Regions from separate parts of the Mus musculus genome. Here region 2 is linked to region 1. The links are chromatin loops, found by intact Hi-C in ENCODE. Cell type or tissue: heart. All regions are shown on one strand. Each heading gives the region's core, and the rest is flanking DNA. Links, peaks and the distances in the headings are about the cores only. Region 1 overlaps Ace2 (angiotensin I converting enzyme (peptidyl-dipeptidase A) 2). Region 2 holds the start of Pir (pirin).

Region 1 (2,500 bases), core at 1-2,500:
GTCTGCACTGTTGGCTTTTCTGCTTCTCTCCCTACTTCTTAATGTTAGTGGTGTCCTTTCTAATCGCTAACTCACTTAAAGTTGAACATTCCCCCAGCCTCTTACCTCTCCCTGTCCTATTGTGTGTTTTCCTCCATAGCTCTCTCTCTCTCTCTCTCTCTCTCTCTCTCTCTCTCTCTCTCTCTCTCCTGATATAAGCTCCAAGAAGAAAAGAATTTTCTTTTTTTTTCTACTTTACTTCTAAGAGTGAGATGAGAGAGATGAGAGTGGACAGAGACAGAGAGAGATGTTTAATAACAACGTTCATAGCATCTACAAGATAAACCATAAGCATCTTAAAAGAAAAGGAACCCAAATTCCTGGTTGCCAAATAAAATTCTGGACTATGCTTATGCCAGCAACCCTAGTTAAGATCAGTAGACTCCAAATAAACAAGGTAACAATAGAAAAAGAGGTACAAGAGTAAGAGTAGAAGAAAGAATTCAGTGGGAATCGTATGAGAGAACTTCAAAACGCAGCATATACATATGTGAAATCTCCATTCAAAAATACAGAAACTAAAGTATATTTGGATATTCTCCTTGATTTGATGTGAAGAAAGTTTAAGCTCTAGAGTAGTGGAGCAGGGAGTTATTATGTACAGAATCTAGCAAATTGCCTAGTCCTGCAATGACTGGATGAGCCAGGGGCAGGGCAATACCCAGGGGTGCTCCTCCTTCTCAAAGGAGAAGGGGAGGGGAAATAGGGGAGGATTTGGGTGAGGGGATACTTGAAGGAGAGGGAACTGATAATGGGATGTAAAGCAAATAATAATAATAATAATAATAATAATAATAATAATAATAATAATAAAATCTAGCAAATCAACTCACAGAAAAGGAACTGTCTGGTTTTTGATTATTGAAAAATACTTTCTCATGGCATATGCAACAGATGATCGGAACAGGAACATTTCGTTGTTGGTCCATTCATACTGCAAATTCAGAAGAAAGACACCATTCAATGGGGCGGGGGCAGAGGGAAATGGGAGAGTCCTCCTCACTATTCCAAGGGTTTTGGCCATCAAGTCTTTGCCCTCCAATGTGAGCATGCATCCGCATTTGGTGGTTGGAATGGATTTAACTGACTATTACATGAAGAGTTTCCGATTTCGAAAATCTAGGATGAGAACCAAGAATTTACATATCTACTACCCCGGGAGGTGCTAATGCAACCATTCCTGTTTCAGGGGCCCATCGGTCCTTTCACTTTGGTTTGATATGACTTGAAATAAGAGCCCTGAGGATAGGTTTATAGATAGGAGACAGCCCAAAGTTGTGTGGTTTGTGTGGACTGTATGTATTTTGTAGGCAACTCTAGCTTTTACTGTTTTATTGGGAAGTCTCGGGTATTTGAACCATGCATATTCTATTGCCAGAGAGGGTTAAAGGTAGCATTCGCCCTTTCTTCCAGTGGGTGGCAGTAGAGATCAATAAATGACAAAGGAGTTTCCTTTCTCCGGTCCCTTTCAGAGAAAAAGCAACACAGAATCTTAGGAAAGAATTGTTTTCACTTAAGCTTGGGTTTACCCATATGTGAAGTATGGGTTTTTTAATAGTGATAGTTGTATATAACTGTTGTCCCTAGTAATTCTCTGGCTAGGACTTCCATATTTTAAACATTGAAAAGCTAAATTCTTATGATGTCTACCATGAAATGACTTGAACTGGGCAAATACTCTGGCCCTGCTGCACATAGACACTGAAAGTACCTCTCATCAGTGATCGGCTTTAGAATGTCACACCATCAAATTTGCATGGAAAGGGAACATGGATGCAAATGCCCAGACAAGAGAATCGAGACATTTCCTGATCTGCCAGGACTAATTTCAATGTATTAGGCCAAAGATGAACTAATAAAAGTGTGATCAAAATAAATATTCTTTTGAGCTTTCAATGCACATTAAAAAGTGGGAATTTGCACTCAGGGTTGAGAAACAATGGACTTGTGCTTCTCCAATTGCTGTCTGAAAGCCTGTTCTTTTCTGAGAGACAGAAAGGGAGTGAATCCCAGTGGAGAGGAGCTGGGGAGGAGCTGGGAGAAGAAACTGTAATCAGAATGTATTCTATGAGAAAAGAATCAATTTTCAATAAAGGGTAAAGTTGCTTTCCTGTGTTTTCATTTTTAATGCTTGTGTTATGTACATTGGTGTCTTAGGTATCTATAAAAATATAGCAAAATTTTTCAAGTCTTGGGAAATATTTAACTTTTCAGGAAATGGGGAGGTAGAAACTGAATCATCGAGTCTATACCTTGACACGTCAGTTTTCTGTAGAACATTGGACTGCTTTATCTGATTGTCCCAGGTTTCTAGGACACACCCAAGCTGTTCATCCCATCTACCTGAGACAACATGCCCTCTCCTCTTTCCTAATCAAAGCTGCTATTGAAAAGGAGACTACTTGGGAAGAGGAAGGGGAAAAGTGAAGGTGGGCTGAGAAAGACAATAAATGAAGGCATA
Region 2 (16,068 bases), core at 134-2,633, 89 kb before region 1:
GTGGTACTTCGTGGAACCTTCTCCCATCTGTGTTGGTATTCTTACTGGCTGACTTAATTTTATGTAGATCTTGTGCAGGTAATTTTTTAGGCAAGAAATCTTTGAACTTCTTAATAAAGTCCTCTAAAGCACAGACAAACCATTTATGAAGTACCCCAGGCAATGGAACCGATGATTCAGGAACAACACATATACTACATTTATTATTCAAAAGTGTTCCATTATTGATTGAAGTCTAAGTCCTAACCAAGGAAATATCACACAACAAATACAATCACCCCCCCCCACACACACACACACACACACTTCTAACTTCAGGTGTTTGCAGACAAGTAATTCCAAGCCCCAGATCTGATCACCATATGAACTCTAACCAATCCTTCAAAGATTCCTTAAACTAAGAGAAGCACTTTAATAACAGGCAGATTCTGGAACTGGACACCTCAGATTTACATCTCAGTTTTGCCACATTCCAGGCTGCTTTCATTTGGGATGCTGTGTGTCTCAGCTTTTCCATCTATACAATGGGATTAAGAAGCGTCTGCCTCAAAGGATGTAAATAGGGCTGTAAGAAAGTGAGCTGCTGTTCTTTATAGGGACTCAACATAGAAGCACCCTTCAGTTTGTGAAGGCAGATCCTAAAACGGATCCTCTCTAGCAGGCAAACAACATGCATCTATTGGGCCATGAAATGTGGGAGACAGAAATGAACTTCTGAGTCCAGCCCCGTAATCATCCACACATAAGCGACTAGTAAGTAGTTTTGCCTCCACCTAATTTTTCTGGCTTCTTCCAGACTCCCACATTTAGGCCCTATACACAGGAACAAGGATAAAGCAGTTAACTAATTGCAGTGTGTTGCCAAGAGAAAAACCAAGCTATCATCTCAAATCGTGGTGGCTATTTAAGCATTTCCCTCCCTCAGCTCCCCTCCGAGCCCCAGTAGTGAGCTGGGAAAGACAGCATCATGAAAACTGGTCGGAGCATTCCTCCCACCCCCAACACACACACACACACATACACACACCACTCTCACGAGGGCTGAGTTCCCCAGGCCACTCACTGGGCAGTAGCGCAGGCCCAGGAGGGAGGCCACAGTCGGAGGTGCCTAGACTCCACAGCGGCAGGGACACAGCAAAGGGAGGACAGGTTTGCGGAGCGCCAGCCGTCAGTCAGCGTGACTCAGCGCTTTGTTGCGGGCCTCCAGAAGGCGGGAGTCTCTAGGTCTCAGGGGCCTTGGACCGGGGGACACACCCTTTATTTACCCTGGGTTTGGATTCTCTGACTCCGCCCCATGGCTCTCTGGATCTGCCTTTTGAAAGTCGGTCCAAAGAGTGATGCGCACCCCGGCCTCTTGGGGGCGCGCTGCCCGCCTCCCAGGAATGTATGGGACACTCAAGTGCTCTGCAGCCCCTTAGAATCTCTTGGAAAACCTGTCCTCACTCAAGTCATCTTGTCACCCAACGCTTCGTATGAGCAAGAATGTTTTCTAACCACTTGTCCCGTTTGGGGGAGTGACTCAGCCTCTCTATGCATTATCCCCAGTGAAATGAGCGTGGTAAAGCTGACAGGACCAAGACTGTAAGGCTGTAATGAGAATGAAATGAGCATGTCTCCGCATAGGTACTACACAGTTATCTCTCATAAATAAATACGCTTCTTGCTGTTTGCCAATGAGAATGGGGCAGAGGCAGAGCAGATGTAAGAACCAAAGAATCTCTGTTCCTGCTGAAAGAGAAGGCACACTCTAATAGGGAATCATAGAAGGGCTTGAGTTTTGTTGGGCTTCAAGAGCAGGCCTTAGAGAGTTAGCCTCAGGAGGTGAGGGTTTGTCCACAGCCAGGAAGCAATCTAGTTTTCCTAGGACTTTTAATCAGAAGACAGGCTACCATACGCAATGTTCTTTAGATACCCGGAAGTTCATTGTCTTTTCTTGGAAAAAGAGTGAAAGTGATGCCTCTTTAAAAAAAACAAAACAAAAACAAAACTACGAGCCTGGGAAACTGAAAAGGAATAAACAGTAAATGTCTTTTTACTTTCCAGCTCTGTGGGTCTTCCGTGGAGACTGCTCCCATTTGCTTTTGTAGCCAGAAACAGCCAGAGACAACGCCTGCTGAGTGTGGTGGCTGTGTTTTAATAAAAATTTGATTTTGGATAATGAAATTAGAATTCATAAGATTATGTTTTGAATTCGTACAATTCTCAGCTGTCATGAAAGTCTTCTTTTGACTTTATATTTCAGCTGGTTTTTGGGGGGCATGGTTCCCCATATCCCCGGCTGGTCTTACCTCCCTAGAGAGCCTAGGATAACCTTGAACTTCTGACTTTCCTTCCCACAGTTCCCAAGTGTTAGGGTTACAGTGAAGCATTCACCAGCGTGCCCAGTTTTACATGGTGCTGGAGACTGAACCCGGGGCTTTGTGTATTCTAGGCAAGCAATCTACCAACTGAGCTAGATCCCCAAGCTCTTCAACCTCAAGATGTGAAAAGGCATTCTTACCTTTCAGACTACAGATTTCTGCTGTAGAAGAATGGGGAAGTGGAAGAACAAAGACTTTTCCTTGGTGCTCAATTGGGCAGAACACACTAAAAATGGGAACAGTAGAGAGGAAAATATCATGGCCTTTGTACAAGGATGACATGCAAATTCATAAAGTTGCACTCTCCCCTCCCTGCCTCAATTCATGGCCACACTTGGGTGTATATAGTCTTTTCTTGAAATGGCTATCTGTCTTCCTTAATGCCGATACCCAAATCTATATTAAAACGCATTCACAATAAATTCTGTTTTTTAACTCTTTTCCCTGAGCTTTTCATATCAGTGGGGTTCAAACTGACTCTGCCTACCTTCAGCAATTCAAGACTAACAGATTATGCATGCAAACTTCAAACTGCTGTGGACTAATAAGGTATTGGTACTTCCCATCTGTAATTATTTCTGAAATAGTTTCCACATAAAACAGAAGTATGAACACCCTGGCTGGCACATTACAGACCATATAAATAAACTGTCTTGTATTTCCTCAACCAGTCCAACGTTCAACCAGGTGCTGGGGCTTGGACTGCAAGCTTTGCCTTCACACTCTTTCAACACAAAAGCCTGTGGATTCAGAGAGTTCAGCGCATCCAAACCTTCCCATTTTGAAGGCCTCTATCCATCTTCCCCAATCACCACCCACTCCTCCTGCCTTCAGATTCAGCACTGGCCAAACCATTTTTCAAGTGGCAGGCAAATAGAAAGCAAATGCCTGGAGCCCTCAGTGGCTTCTCACTGGCTTGGGAGAAAGTTCTTTGATGTCTTTGAACGTTCTCAGCCCCAGCCACTTGTGTGGCGGTGCGGAGGGATGAACACACATACACACCTGTCTCTTGTTAATTTCCTGTGCCTGTCTAGAACTTGCCTTACTTCACTTTCACTTCACTTTTTGGCTCTTGCTTTCTATGTCATGCTCTCTGGACAACCTGTGCTAATTGTTTCCTCAAGTCTAGGAGGACATTTGACCTGAAAATCACCTATATATTGTTTTCTAAGGCCATTGTTTATTGATTTTTTGGAAGATCCCCTTTTCCTACAATGGGCTGAACAGTAGCTTCTACCTCACAAGTTCGTTCTGAAATATGACTCCGACACTCCACTAAAATATGCTGGTTACTCCTTTTGCTCTTGGGTCTAGGTAGAGCTTGTGGCTGCCATGACCAAGTCAATGTGCCATTTCTGAGGGAATCTCTGAAATGACCTGGCAGGTGCCACACCCTGCTTCATGGAAACCAGCTGCTCTTTAACACAAACCACCTTGAAAATGGATCAGCCCCAGCTGTACCAGTCAAAGCCACATGGATACAACCTGAACACCCAACACTGTTCCTTCCAACTTCCTGATCCACAAAATTCTAAGCAAAGTCCAGTGTCTTTAAGCTTTTAGTTTATTTTTAAAAATAGGAAACAGAATAACAGTTTTCATGTCATAGGAGAAAAGAGGTAGATCTTCAAAATATTCCAGGTTAGTGACTAACTTTGCAGAAAGTACCTATGTCCATTTAATTGATTGCCAAGACAACCAACCAGCCATTAATCGAAACATACCATCATTACACTGGGATCTAGATGATAATGGTTACATCCTCCCACTGGCCATAGCAGATGCCTCCAAAGTGCAGATGTGCCGGTGAAAAGGCTCCTCTGTTACAAATAGCATTTAATGATAAAAGAACTTCAAAAAGAATGGCAATGTTCTTAGTGATATTTCAGCAAACACCTTTTTGGATATTTCTCTGGAATTCTAAATGTGCTCCACCTCTGCATTCAGAGAAGGTGATGACAGGTCTTGAAGTATAAGACAAGAGCAAGGGCATGTGTAGTTATGGCGGAGCAGGGGGATTCTCTTGTAGGCCTTTCAGCAGAGAGGAGAGGAGAGACAGAGACACAGAGAATACTTCTGAAAAGCTAAAAGTCTAAAATGGAAATACAGTGGTGGGAGAGGGAAGACTTTTTACAAATGGAGTACAGGCCATAAACTGCTCCACCGTGAAAGGGTCCATGTTAGGAGCGAGAAATGTACCCTGTACATTTGAACTCAGAGCCTTTTCCATCAGCTGGACATGTGACCATCAATCACCTTTGGAATCCTGAGTATCACAAAAGAAACCTTTATGCTGACATGGAAAAGAACAAAATCTTTCGGTACAGAGACAAAGTTTGGAGCTGAGATAAAAAGATGGACCATGTAGAGACTGCCATATCCGGGGATCCATCCCATAATCAGCTTCCAAACGCTGACACCATTGCATACACTAGCAAGATTATGCTGAAAGGACCCTGATATAGCTGTCTCTTGTCAGAGTATGCCTGGGCCTAGCAAACATAGAAGTGGATGCTCACAGTCGGCTATTGGATGGATCACATGGTCCCCAATGAAGGAGCTAGAGAAAATACCCAAGAAGCTAAAGGGATCTGCAACCCTATAGGTGGAACAACATTATGAACTAACCAGTACCCCGGAGCTCTTGACTCTAGCTGCATATGTATCAAAAGATGGCCTAGGCGGCCATCACTGGAAAGAGAGGCCCATTGGACACGCAAACTTTATATGCCCCAGTACAGGGGAACGCCAGGGCCAAAAAAGGGGAGTGGGTGGGTAGGGGAGTGGGGGTGGGTGGGTATGGGGGACTTTTGGTATAGCATTGGAAATGTAAATGAGCTAAATACCTAATAAAAAATGGGGAAAAAAATCTTTCTTAAATGACTCCAAATTCCACTACTATAATCTTTAAAGAATCCTATATTGTCAACACATATTTGTCCATATCCACCCCACTCCTCTCTCTCTCTCTCTCTCTCTCTCTCTGTGTGTGTGTGTGTGTGTGTGTGTGTGTGTGTGTGTAGCTAGGCTCTAGCAGGCCTTACCCTTCTCCTATTCCCCTCTGTCTTGCTAAAAGAAAAAAAGTTAGACTACATTCGTAAAGCTAACCACCAAGGTCTATTTCCTTATTTGGCCACTTCCTCTACCTCAGGCTGACTGACAAGGTCCAGCAATCAAAGTATTAAAGTTCAGCAATCAAAAGCCCGCTTTGGCTCACCTAATTAACATACCCAATTAAAATTAATCACCTCATCCTAACACAGGCTTTCCCTTTATACATTTATAAACTGCCATTTTTCTATAGGCCATGCCTGTCTCCTTTCTATCCAGAGGCAGTCCTTTGTCCTCTGGACAGTCCTTTGTCCCCTTTCCCCTTTCCCTTGTTCTCCCCTTTCTATTCTTGTTTTTGTCCCTTATTCCCTGCCCTCTGTCCCTCTGGGACAACTAAAATCTCATTTGTGCTGAGAACTTGGACTGTAGGGTCCTGGGCCAATAATGATCTCTACAGTTTCAGGACCTCAAACTCATTATGCAGCCAAGGATGGCTTTGAATTCTGATCTTCCTGAGTACAGGGATCACAATCTTGTAACAGCATGCTTGATTGATGCAGTGCTAGAGATCAAACTTAAGGCTTTGTACATTTGAGACAAGCACTCTCCCAAATGAGCTACAAACCCTAGTCTTTTATTCAATATATTGATTTTCATCTTTATAACACTGAATATCTTTTTAAATGTATTATTTCATACAAGTGTGTGGTCACCTTAAACACTCCATCACTTGTAGTTATTTTCCTTCTTAAGACATCAACTCAAACGTTCTTGTTTGTGGATTTTGGTAAATTGCTTTCCAGGAAAATATAGCTACTATTCTTTAAATTGGCCAATATCTCTGGAATATTCATTATTAGAAATTCAGAGCCAATAACCCAGAAAAACCACTTGGCTCCAAGCCAAGAACTAATTATTTTGTATACAATAGTAGTATATGAGGGTCAGCATTTTGCTGGACAGTTGAAGATATTCAGTTATATCTAGAGAAGGTGAGTACATACGACTCCCACCTCCTCCTGGTTGAGAATGTCTTCATAGATGTGATAGGTTCTGACCCAGAAGCTACACTTACGTTCCTCTCCACCTTCTCTCTGGAGCTCTGGCAAAAGTCCCAGAAAAAGACAACTTAAGACCTTCTCTTTGGAGCCTCAGAACCCTCGGAGAATCCTACACATGCTTGATTGATGATTGGCTTGAAAACTGATTCCCATTGGAACTAGAGAAGCAGGGAGAAGCAGGGAGATGCAGGTGGCCAATTTCCCTAACTCTTACTTTAATGAACCTGATACCCTTTCTCAGCTTTCAACTTTTGTAAAATGGTGTCTTCTGACCAAAAGAAGACGGCTCTGTGGACCACAGCATTGACATGAGGTCAAATCTAACTTTAATAATTCCTAACTAATATTAAGTCAACTGAGCTGCTTATGAATGGCATGCACGGATGTCTACAACTTACCTGGAATGCACCATTAGCAACAACAGCAATAATGTGGTTGATGAGTAAACAGAGTCATGACAAATTCTATGTCAAGAGAATGTTATTTGTAAGGTATGGGTAGTGGTGTATGGGTGTTATGACTTCTTTTAACATCTCTCTATGCTATTTTTCATGATAAAATTTTGTTTAAGTATTAAAAATCAAATGGGAAAGAAAACTAGAAAGCATCCATAAAGTTACTCTTTGACCACGTTCTTTGTTCCCAACTCTAGGACATGGTACAATATCTGCAGAATAGAGCTACTAAATCCAATTCCAAGTGATAAGGTCATTCCTACAGCTAGCAGGATTCCCGTATAACATGATTTAGCAAATTCTGTCTGTGAAAAAAAGCCAGATAGTGAACACCTGAGATTTTATAGGCGTAAGTTGGTCATAATTGCTCACCTCTGCCATTACATAGGAAAATTAATCACCCTCAACAACACACAAATACACAATTGATCTATTCCAGTTGATTTTCTTTTGAGAAAACAGGTGGGACTGACTCATTTTTCTGACTCTTTCTAGACTTCCAATCCTTACCTTCCACCAACGAACTGGGGGAAATATGATTGAACATCACCAGCTTCCATAAAGTAAAGGCATCATAGGAATTTACAAAGTGGGAAAACAGGCCTTTCTTCAAACACTCCACATACCCATCTCTTTTCACAGGGAACAAGGTTATTTTTTGCCACTGAACTTAAGATTTGATACACAAGCGTCTTCGGGAGAGGTGATGTATTCATCTTAATTTCCAGTGAGTTGAACCATTCATGTCAGATCCCAACTTCTAAGCAGGTTGGTTTAATAACAAAGGGGATACACGCACCAGGTGATGGAGTGATACTCCCAAGAAACACCTGCCCGTGCCTGAAAGCTTGTGCTACAAGAAACTTGTTAGGGACCTTGTAGGTTTACACTTTCGTCACTAGCAATTATGCATTATATAAGAGCATGAATACTACTGTGTGGGACTGTAAAAGGCAGCCTAGTTTCTGGTTGAGCTAGGTTTAAAACCCAGGTGACCCAGCAGGTGATTCTGCAAGTCAAGGAAGGTGTTTTGCCACACTCCTAGACACCAGGCTCTGGACACAGGCCTCAGCTCTCCATAATTCTGTGGCCATCAGTCACATAAGGGCAATGCCCCAAGCCCCTCCACAGGTAGAGGAGGTGGGTAGCCTCAAGACAGATCTCCACTTTAATGAGGTACCTAAAGGCCTGAAGGGCTTAGCCAATTAAACTCTCCTTCCCAGACACTCCTCTCTGAAAAGGGTATTTAACTTTAGGCCCGCCCTGAGAAGTGGCATAAGGTTTCACTCATCACAACTTTTCACCATGACAATAAATGGCTTAAAACCAAGGACAGACTGTCTCTTCTCATCTGGGGAACAATGGAGCAGGTCTTCCTCTAAAGAGCTGAGTTTAATCTCCTGCAGAAAGCCTTTCTGTGCTCCCAGCCATGGACTCCACCAACTCAAACCACCTGCCAAGCAAGGCAAGGACTCTCCTCCCCGTGGGACCCAACTGGTGCTCTCTCTTCTTGCCCTCTTCCCTTCAGCCCTGGGATAGATCCAGCCCGAGGGCCCCCACTCCGTCAGCATCTGGGATGCCCAAGAGTCTAAGAACCTGACCCCCAAGCCAACTCTGACAGTCTGCAGGGACCTCAGACTGTGCTTCCCCATTCCCCAGAGCAGAGGTCCTGCAGCTTCGCAAAGCCCAAAGCCTACCTGGCAATGGTATGGGGAACGAGCACTCAAAACTTCCCGAGTCCTGCTCCACAAGAGACCCTAGCCTTGTGGTGAACTGGACGCGGGACACCATTTAACCAACACTACTGAATAGGGGAGGGGGAGCAGAAAAGAGTAAGAGTGACTGGGCATGCTGGGTCAGGGTCCCCCACGTTATAGTATTGAACTGAGTGGCCAAGAGAAGGCTCATTAGTAACAGGCCATGTTGAAGCAAGTCTAGGGTGAGGCATGAGCCAGACAGATTTCTGGGACATTTACTCATTAGAAGATACAGTCAATGCCAAGACCATGGGACAGTTGGTTCTCAATGAATAGGCCAGTCTTAGGAGTTGGTAAGATGAAATAAGGTACTGAGATGACGTAAGAGATAATTCCAGGGAACCAGAAAATTGGCAAGCATTGAGGGATTCAGAATAGAGAATGATGAGATTAGACTTACATTTTGTTCATTAATCCATTCAGTGCTTCCCAGAGTGTAACCTAGGCTCTTGTGCACACTAGGCCAAGCATTCTACCACTTAGCTATGCCTTGTATCAGTGGTGGAGTTTTGCAACAGATTCTGATAGCCTAGGCTGGCCTGGAATTCTCAATGTAGCCAAGCTAATGCTTGTGAGAGATAACTCTAATTTAGACCAAGAAGTAGCAGCAGAGATACTGAAAAGTGATCAATTTTTGGACACATTTAGAATATAGTGCTAGCCATGGTTCATGAAATATTGAGCCCTGAGTTTGTAAGGAAACAAGGAGTCCACCTTGGTTGGTCTGACCCAGTGGACAGATGGAGCAATTATTAACTGAAGGAGGGGAAGAATATAGGAGGGGGTAGTTGAAGGGATTAACCAGGAAGTCTGCTTTCAACATGTTAAATTTGACATGTCCATTAGATAACTGAAATAGAGATAGACACATTAGCCATGGAATATGAGTCTCTGAAATCCAGGGGGACTTGACTGGAATAATCATATTTAAAATAATAAGTTAAAGCTAGATGATTCCTCCTAGCTGATTAGCATTCATAGCCATGGACAGTGAGATGCAGGCTGCTACAGGAGGATGCTATCAGTGGCCTTACCAAGATGTGGGCCCATATCTAATGATGCAAACCTTCTAGGCAACATATACTGCTAGTACAATAGTGTTTGTGGGGTCCCCAACTCCATAGCAAAGAATACCTGCCTGGAACCATAAACAGTCAAAAGTCTACGGCTGGGGAGATCACAGGCCTAGTAGAGTGTATACTATCATTTTGATAAATGGGCATGTAGCTAAATTATCCTCTAAATATTTGTTTATACCCATAAATAGTGTTTCTCTTAGTGTGGGCCAGAGAAATTTCTTCTTGCAGTGGGAGACAGTTAATGTAGAGACCCATCAGAACTGCTCAAAGTGCTGAGAATAAATACATTTGCAGTGCTCAGCCCTATAATGGGACATCTGTGCTCTATATTACTCCTTGCAAGAACCAGAGAACAGTCTAGAAAAGGAGCCAGAAAGATCCTGAGAGTCAGAGGATGGAGATAAGGGCTAGGAGACCCTGTCTTCTGGATGTGACACAGCTGTTGCAATCGTGAACTCCAGGCAGCTGTGACTCCCTACACAGAAAAAAAAGAGGAAGGGGGGCTAGTTTGGGGGAAAAGGAGTCGGCAAGAGCAGAAGGAAGAGAGGGGTGGGCATGATTAAATGCATTACATGCTTGTATAAAATTATCAAAAGTTAAAAAATAAAACATAAGTCAAACAAAAAGTTTTGAGACAGGGTCTCACTGCTATTTAGACCAAGCTGGTCTTGACCTCAAAGAGATCAACTCCCTAATGCTGAAAGTGATAGAGGCTAGCCATCAACCTGAAGGATCCTCCCTCCCTCCCCTTCTCCTCCCTTCCCCTCTCCCTCCCTCTCTCCTTCCTTTTTCTTCTCTTCCCTCTCTCTTCTCCCTTTTTACCCTCTCCCTTTCATTGCTTCAATTGTAGTGGATTCAAGACCATGAGTGTAAGGGAACAAGCCTCGTCACATCACAAAGTCCCATCCCTTGGTGTGCCTCTTTGGCTGTTGCTCACTAAAGACTTGCACAAGCAAGCTGTCCAGAAAGTTCCAAAGGGTCTTGTCTGCCAAAGGACATAATAAAGACTACAATTGGAGTCAATTAAGTCATGTAATTAAAATTAAAAGTTAGAAGTTAACTGAAACCATGGAAAATACAGAGCCAAAGAAAGTTTCAGGAGGAATAGCAGGGGAAGAGAATCACTAGAAGAAGGAAATAAATCTGTGGCATTTTGACTTAGAGAAAACCACTCCTCCTTGCTGCCTTTGAATGGCACACCAATGGGGTATAGAAATCCCAGGAGATTGTATCCAGGTGTTTCCATGGTGATACCACCCCTTCCTTCCCCTCCTCTAAGTTATTCTTATTCTAAAATCTACCTACCATGTTACCACATATAACACCATACCGGGGGGGGGGGAGTGCAGAATTAAATCACTTTACCAGGTTATTAAGCCTGAGTCTCTACCAGAATGATCAGCACACAGCAGACTCTCAATATGATTTGAACAACTCAAAGACTAGCAACAATGCTATTCCTACCTCTGCCCAAATGAGTGCTTGTTGGAAAGGTGAGGGATTTAGTCTCCATCGCACACACACAAGGCATCATCATATGATCACATCACACATGCTTATAGATACATTAACATGCCCGCCAGTTAATAAGTGAATACAGTATGTTAATGCATACTAAAAGGTTGATTTTCTTGCACCCTACAGATGAGTCTAAAATAAGGTATTAGAGGTGCTAGAGAGACATCTCAGAGGTTAAGGGCATTGGCTGCTCATTTGGAGGACCCAGGTTTGATTCCCAGCATCCACTGTCCGTAACTCCGGTGTTGGGGTATCTGAAACCCTTTCCTGGCCTCTGAGGGCACTGTATGCATGTACTGCACTGACACGCACTCAGGAAAAAAATCCATACACATAAAATAATAAGTGATAAGAATCAGTGATATATTTGTAACTCCATTAGCTTTATTGTACATGACCAGCCGGCACACACTAGAGAAAATAGTGGTTGAGAATAGCCAAATACCAAGATGTGTTCATTATCAATAAAAACTGGCAGTCACATTTTTTTCTTGGTGATATTGCTGCAGCATACATTAGCAAAACCAGTCTTGTTCCCATTTTTAGACTCATTTCTTTGACATAAATTAACTCATTTCCTGTAGGCTGAGGCACGCCCCGGATGGTAGAGTTTCTGCTGGTCGTTGAATTCTTTCAGTATTCTGATAGCAGGCTTGAGTATAGCAGTGGAAGAGGTGTCTGTAGATCCAGGTCCCACCAGCCACTAGTTCCCTGCAGCTTGTTTCGTTAGCTAGGTTTGGCCTCAGAAAAAGAAATGTGCTAGGCTGGCTGGCTGATTCCAGTTTTTGACCATTTTCAGAAGGAGACATTATATTGGGTCCCATATTTACTGACTATTGCACACATGGGTATGTGCACTTTCAGGGGTGTAGTTCTTATTCTCCGGCCTTCCTTTGTCCAAGTGCTGGTTTGAAGTTTTCATTGCTTATTCTATGTACCCTTTGGCATTACCTAATGATTTCCTGACTCTGGCCTCTGTGCGAGAAGTCAGCGTCAGAAGTCGGGTTTCACCAAGATATTTTCTTGTCTTTTCCAGCACAAAGCTCTAGAAACAAAGGCAGGGTTATCACATGTCCCCAAGAGCTGCCTGGGAAAAGCAGGAGCCGCAGTTATCAGTATTAGAGCCTTTCTGAAATATGCTTTTGTCTCCGTGTTCATTGCATTCAATCACATCAACAAGTGTTGGCTAAGTGTTGAGCGTGGTTTCCTGTGGGATTGTGTAAGGCCCTGCAGGACAATAAATGCTTTGGGGGCACTGAGTCGTACAGCCATTTCTGACCCAACAGCCAGGGGAAAAAAAAATGTGATACAATTCACTGCTGCTGGAGAGAGGACAGCCCGAGGTTGCGTTCTTGCAGGAGCAGCTTCGCTTCACCGTGGTGGACCCCAGGGAGACAGAAGGAGCCCAAATGGTGCGTTTAAGTGGCCTGTGACTACGCAGTGTCATTATCTTACAGAATAGGTTTGGACCCAGATGTTGTGGTGCCTGGAGGTTTTAAATTTTGGAAAGCCCATCTCAGGAAAAAAAAAAACCACAAAATTATGAATACAGAGGTGTTGGGCTGCCCCTGGGACTTGAAAGGGAGCTTGTAATTTGGGGACCAGAGGTTTAAATCCCTATAGTTTCACTGTGAATTATTCACCTTGCTCAAACTTTCACTCTGAGAGGCTGCCTGATTAGGTGCCTAGCGAGACCAGCTGGATGTAGCTTTGTGCTCTTTCCTCTGTTGATTTTCTCCGCGTGCTTCTTCGCATACTGCCGTGGCAATGACATTTCACACTGTCTCTATAACTGCTCGCAAAACAAAGAAACAAACAAACAACAACAAAGAGCTTTTAGATGTACCTTCCCTTCTTTATCTTTTTTATCATGCTTTTTCAGCTACAAATGTTTGCTTTTCCATTCCTGAACTCTCCATAAACCAGAAATTAAGAGTGTTTCATGATGGAAAGAGAGACGTGGGAGACAAATGGTGCATTTGGTTCCCACGACCATAGAATTAAAGAGGTCTTGCTAGCTACAGTGATTTCACTGGATTTTAATAAATACTGCAAATAAATTGTAGTTTCTGTCAGTGCTCTAGTGTTCGCATGAGTCACCAGAGTCAGCTGTGCTCTTTACCTTTTTAATTTACTCTTTGATAAGTTTAAATATTTTGCCCGGATGAAAAATATTTTGATCAAGTATTTATTTAGTTCGGCTCTTCCCGCTTCCTCTCACTCCCTTGGACTCTGTTCTTCCTCTGAACAAGTCTCCTTTCTACTGTGTTTTTACCCACTTGCTTGCATGAGTGTAGGTATGGGCTTCTTTGCTAGAACATCTTAGTGGTGAAGCAGCTCCAGGAGGTAATCGTACTATCGGACCATGAACCACCCTTAGAGTCACTTCCAGTATGTGTTTGGATAAGTATTTGTGGTGGTACAGATACACCATGCAGACTGGCTGATTCACCCTGATTGGAAGGTAACTGGTCCCCAAGAGAGCTGGTTACAAACATAAGGAGCAGGTGCTTATTGACTTGAGAATATGTAAAGAGCTTGGGGGCAGGGCGTGAGAAAGGAAAAATTATCTTTGAGGCACACATCATTGTCTTCAGACTATTTTTCAATGTAACTATAGAGTGCTGTGGAGAAGCTTCATCTCCTACGGTGCTGGTCAGGGCACTGCCATTTTCTCATGACTTCTCAAAACCCTTCAAGGCAGTTATTGTTTTTACCGTGTTTACAGATGAGGAAGCTGAGGTTTAGCAGGGTTAGGTAATATGTCAAGTTGCAGAGAGACAAAGAAAGATTTGAACCTATCCATATGTGATGGTCTTGTCTATGCCAGTCCACATCTAGAGAGTAATAGATGCTAAGCCAATGCTAACTGATAGATTTACCACTTTTTATTTTTCTGATGAAGATGCCCAGAGGGAGTGGCCAGGGGGAGGGGAGGCAAAAAGGAAGAGGTTGCTCAAAATAAGAGAAGGTGGCTCAGAAACTCTCCAGAAGGCACAGAAGATGAATCTTATGTGCGAAGCCAATGTGATCTCAGACAGAGGTAGCACTGGAATTTTCTCTTGGTGAGAATAAAGTTTGCCTTGTTTTCATAAGCTTATCTCAGAGCAGTCAACATTTGGTCTTCCAAAATGTTAAGGATGTGAGTGTTGACATTAGTTTTTCTGTCTGTCTCATGCCAAGATCAACTGTAACTCTCTGACCTGCACCGTGTCGTGTGAAATAGGGACTTGTTGGGTCTACAGAGCTGAAAGCCAGTACCAGGGGCTTTGTTCAGCAACTTTGACTGATTCTGAATTGTACTTCTTGTTCTTGCTTAAGCTTACCATTGTGTTATGTTCAGTTGTTTAGCAGAATAAACAGGACCAACTTTGGACAAATACTTGACTATTTAAGTTGTCAAAGGACTCTCCAATTTCTTTTTCAGACCCCTGCCCAATCTTCATGTGGAGTACCTCCCTTCTCCTGACTCGTCTTCCTGCCTATCCAATACATTTATCACTTTATATTTTAGCACCAGTTAATCAAAATCTACAGCTAAACGACATGTAAAAGAAGACAACAAAACAAGAAAAGGGTTAGAAAGTGTTGCCTCCACTATCCCTTCTAAAGAACATCTTGAACTATTCAGGGAAGAGGTTTCCATTGCCAGACTGGACCAATTTAAGTACACCCCATCTCTCTCCTGTCTCCAGCTCCCACCTCCTTCACTACCTGCCATTTACTCCCACTTTTAAGGCTGAATATTTTTAGCACTATTCAAAATATGCATTATAATTCATCTATAGTGTCTGTGTTTCTGAAACCAGAGATAAAATACGGGGCCTTGTACATACATGATTGACAACCATTCTTTACCTTCATTCTGTACCCTAGCCTGGAGTTTTGCTGTCTAACAATGTATTGAGGCATTCCACTGAATGATTATTTCAAAGTCACATCTTTCTGAGAGTTCGCTGGTAAATGTTCCTTGCACAGGTCATATTAGATCCACATTTATGTCTAGTTCCCTCAACAGTGTGCCTTATTAAGGTGGAAGTAGCTTTGGTTGAACATAGAAATCGCTCTCATATGTGAGTTTCTCTGCAACTCTCTGTCTGCCTCTTTGCCTCTCTGCCTCTCTGTCTCTCTCTGTGTGTATGTGTATGTTTGTGTGTATGTATGTGTGTGTGTGTCTGTCTGTGTGTGTCTGTGTGTGTTTCCCCCTCTTTGATACAGGATCTCACTGTGTAGTCTTGGCTGGTCTGGACCTCAGAATGTAGACCAGGCTGGCCTTGATTTCATAAAGACCCTCCTGCCTCTGCTTCCTAAGTACTGGGATTAAAGGCATGTGCCACCATGCCCAGTTATTTGAGTATGTCCAGTGCCATAGTATGAATGCATCTAAGGTAAGACAGCTGAATCTAGCTCCCTGAGCTATTAGATCACTGCTTTGTCGTTTTAGCAAAGTTGCTTAGAACGTTAGGGTTCAGAATATCTTTAGTAAAAAGTTACTCCAAGCTTTCACACTCTATGGCTGCTTTCTTGTGTTTAAGTTAGTCTTCTCAGGTTTAGGTCACACAGTGACCATGTTCTTTTCTGTCACTGGTATCCTGGTCAATAATGTGGACTTTAGAGCTAAGTGACCAGAATTCAAATGCCAACTCCAACACATTACCAGTGTGACTTGGTGTTCCATACAGTTCCAAGAATGGTCTACAATAGCTAGCTGTATTTACAGTTTCAAATGAGTGTTTGGGTTTTTTCTTTGTTGGTTGTGTTGCTTTGTTTTTGTTTTCCAAGATAGG

What was found. A loop is a pair of places that touch in the nucleus more often than their neighbours do. Peaks named below come from ENCODE experiments on the same cell type or tissue, not always from the same donor. Only the 100,000 strongest peaks of a DNase experiment are listed, where the experiment ranks them.
Region 2: it touches region 1 in a loop (2.4-fold over the local background); 2 of 42 quality-filtered maps call a loop at or near these places.

Annotation. Positions count from the first base shown.
Region 1 is chrX:164,178,897-164,181,396 of GRCm38, reverse strand. Ace2 (angiotensin I converting enzyme (peptidyl-dipeptidase A) 2) reads right to left here. Exons shown (of 18, transcript NM_027286.4): 15 at 873-973. Among named protein-coding and RNA genes, the nearest start is that of Ace2, 40 kb to the right of the region's middle. In heart, for the core only: a CTCF peak has its summit at 1,445 (motif pointing right); no DNase peak of the experiment used is centred there.
Region 2 is chrX:164,254,673-164,270,740 of GRCm38, reverse strand. Pir (pirin) reads right to left here and starts at 1,310. Exons shown (of 10, transcript NM_027153.3): 1 at 1,064-1,310. It overlaps Bmx (BMX non-receptor tyrosine kinase), which reads left to right and starts at 12,548. Exons shown (of 19, transcript NM_009759.4): 1 at 12,548-12,693. The coding sequence starts at 12,691. In heart, for the core only: a CTCF peak has its summit at 1,349 (motif pointing right); a DNase peak (open chromatin) is centred at 1,140; H3K4me3 peaks cover 931 bases; H3K27ac peaks cover 505 bases.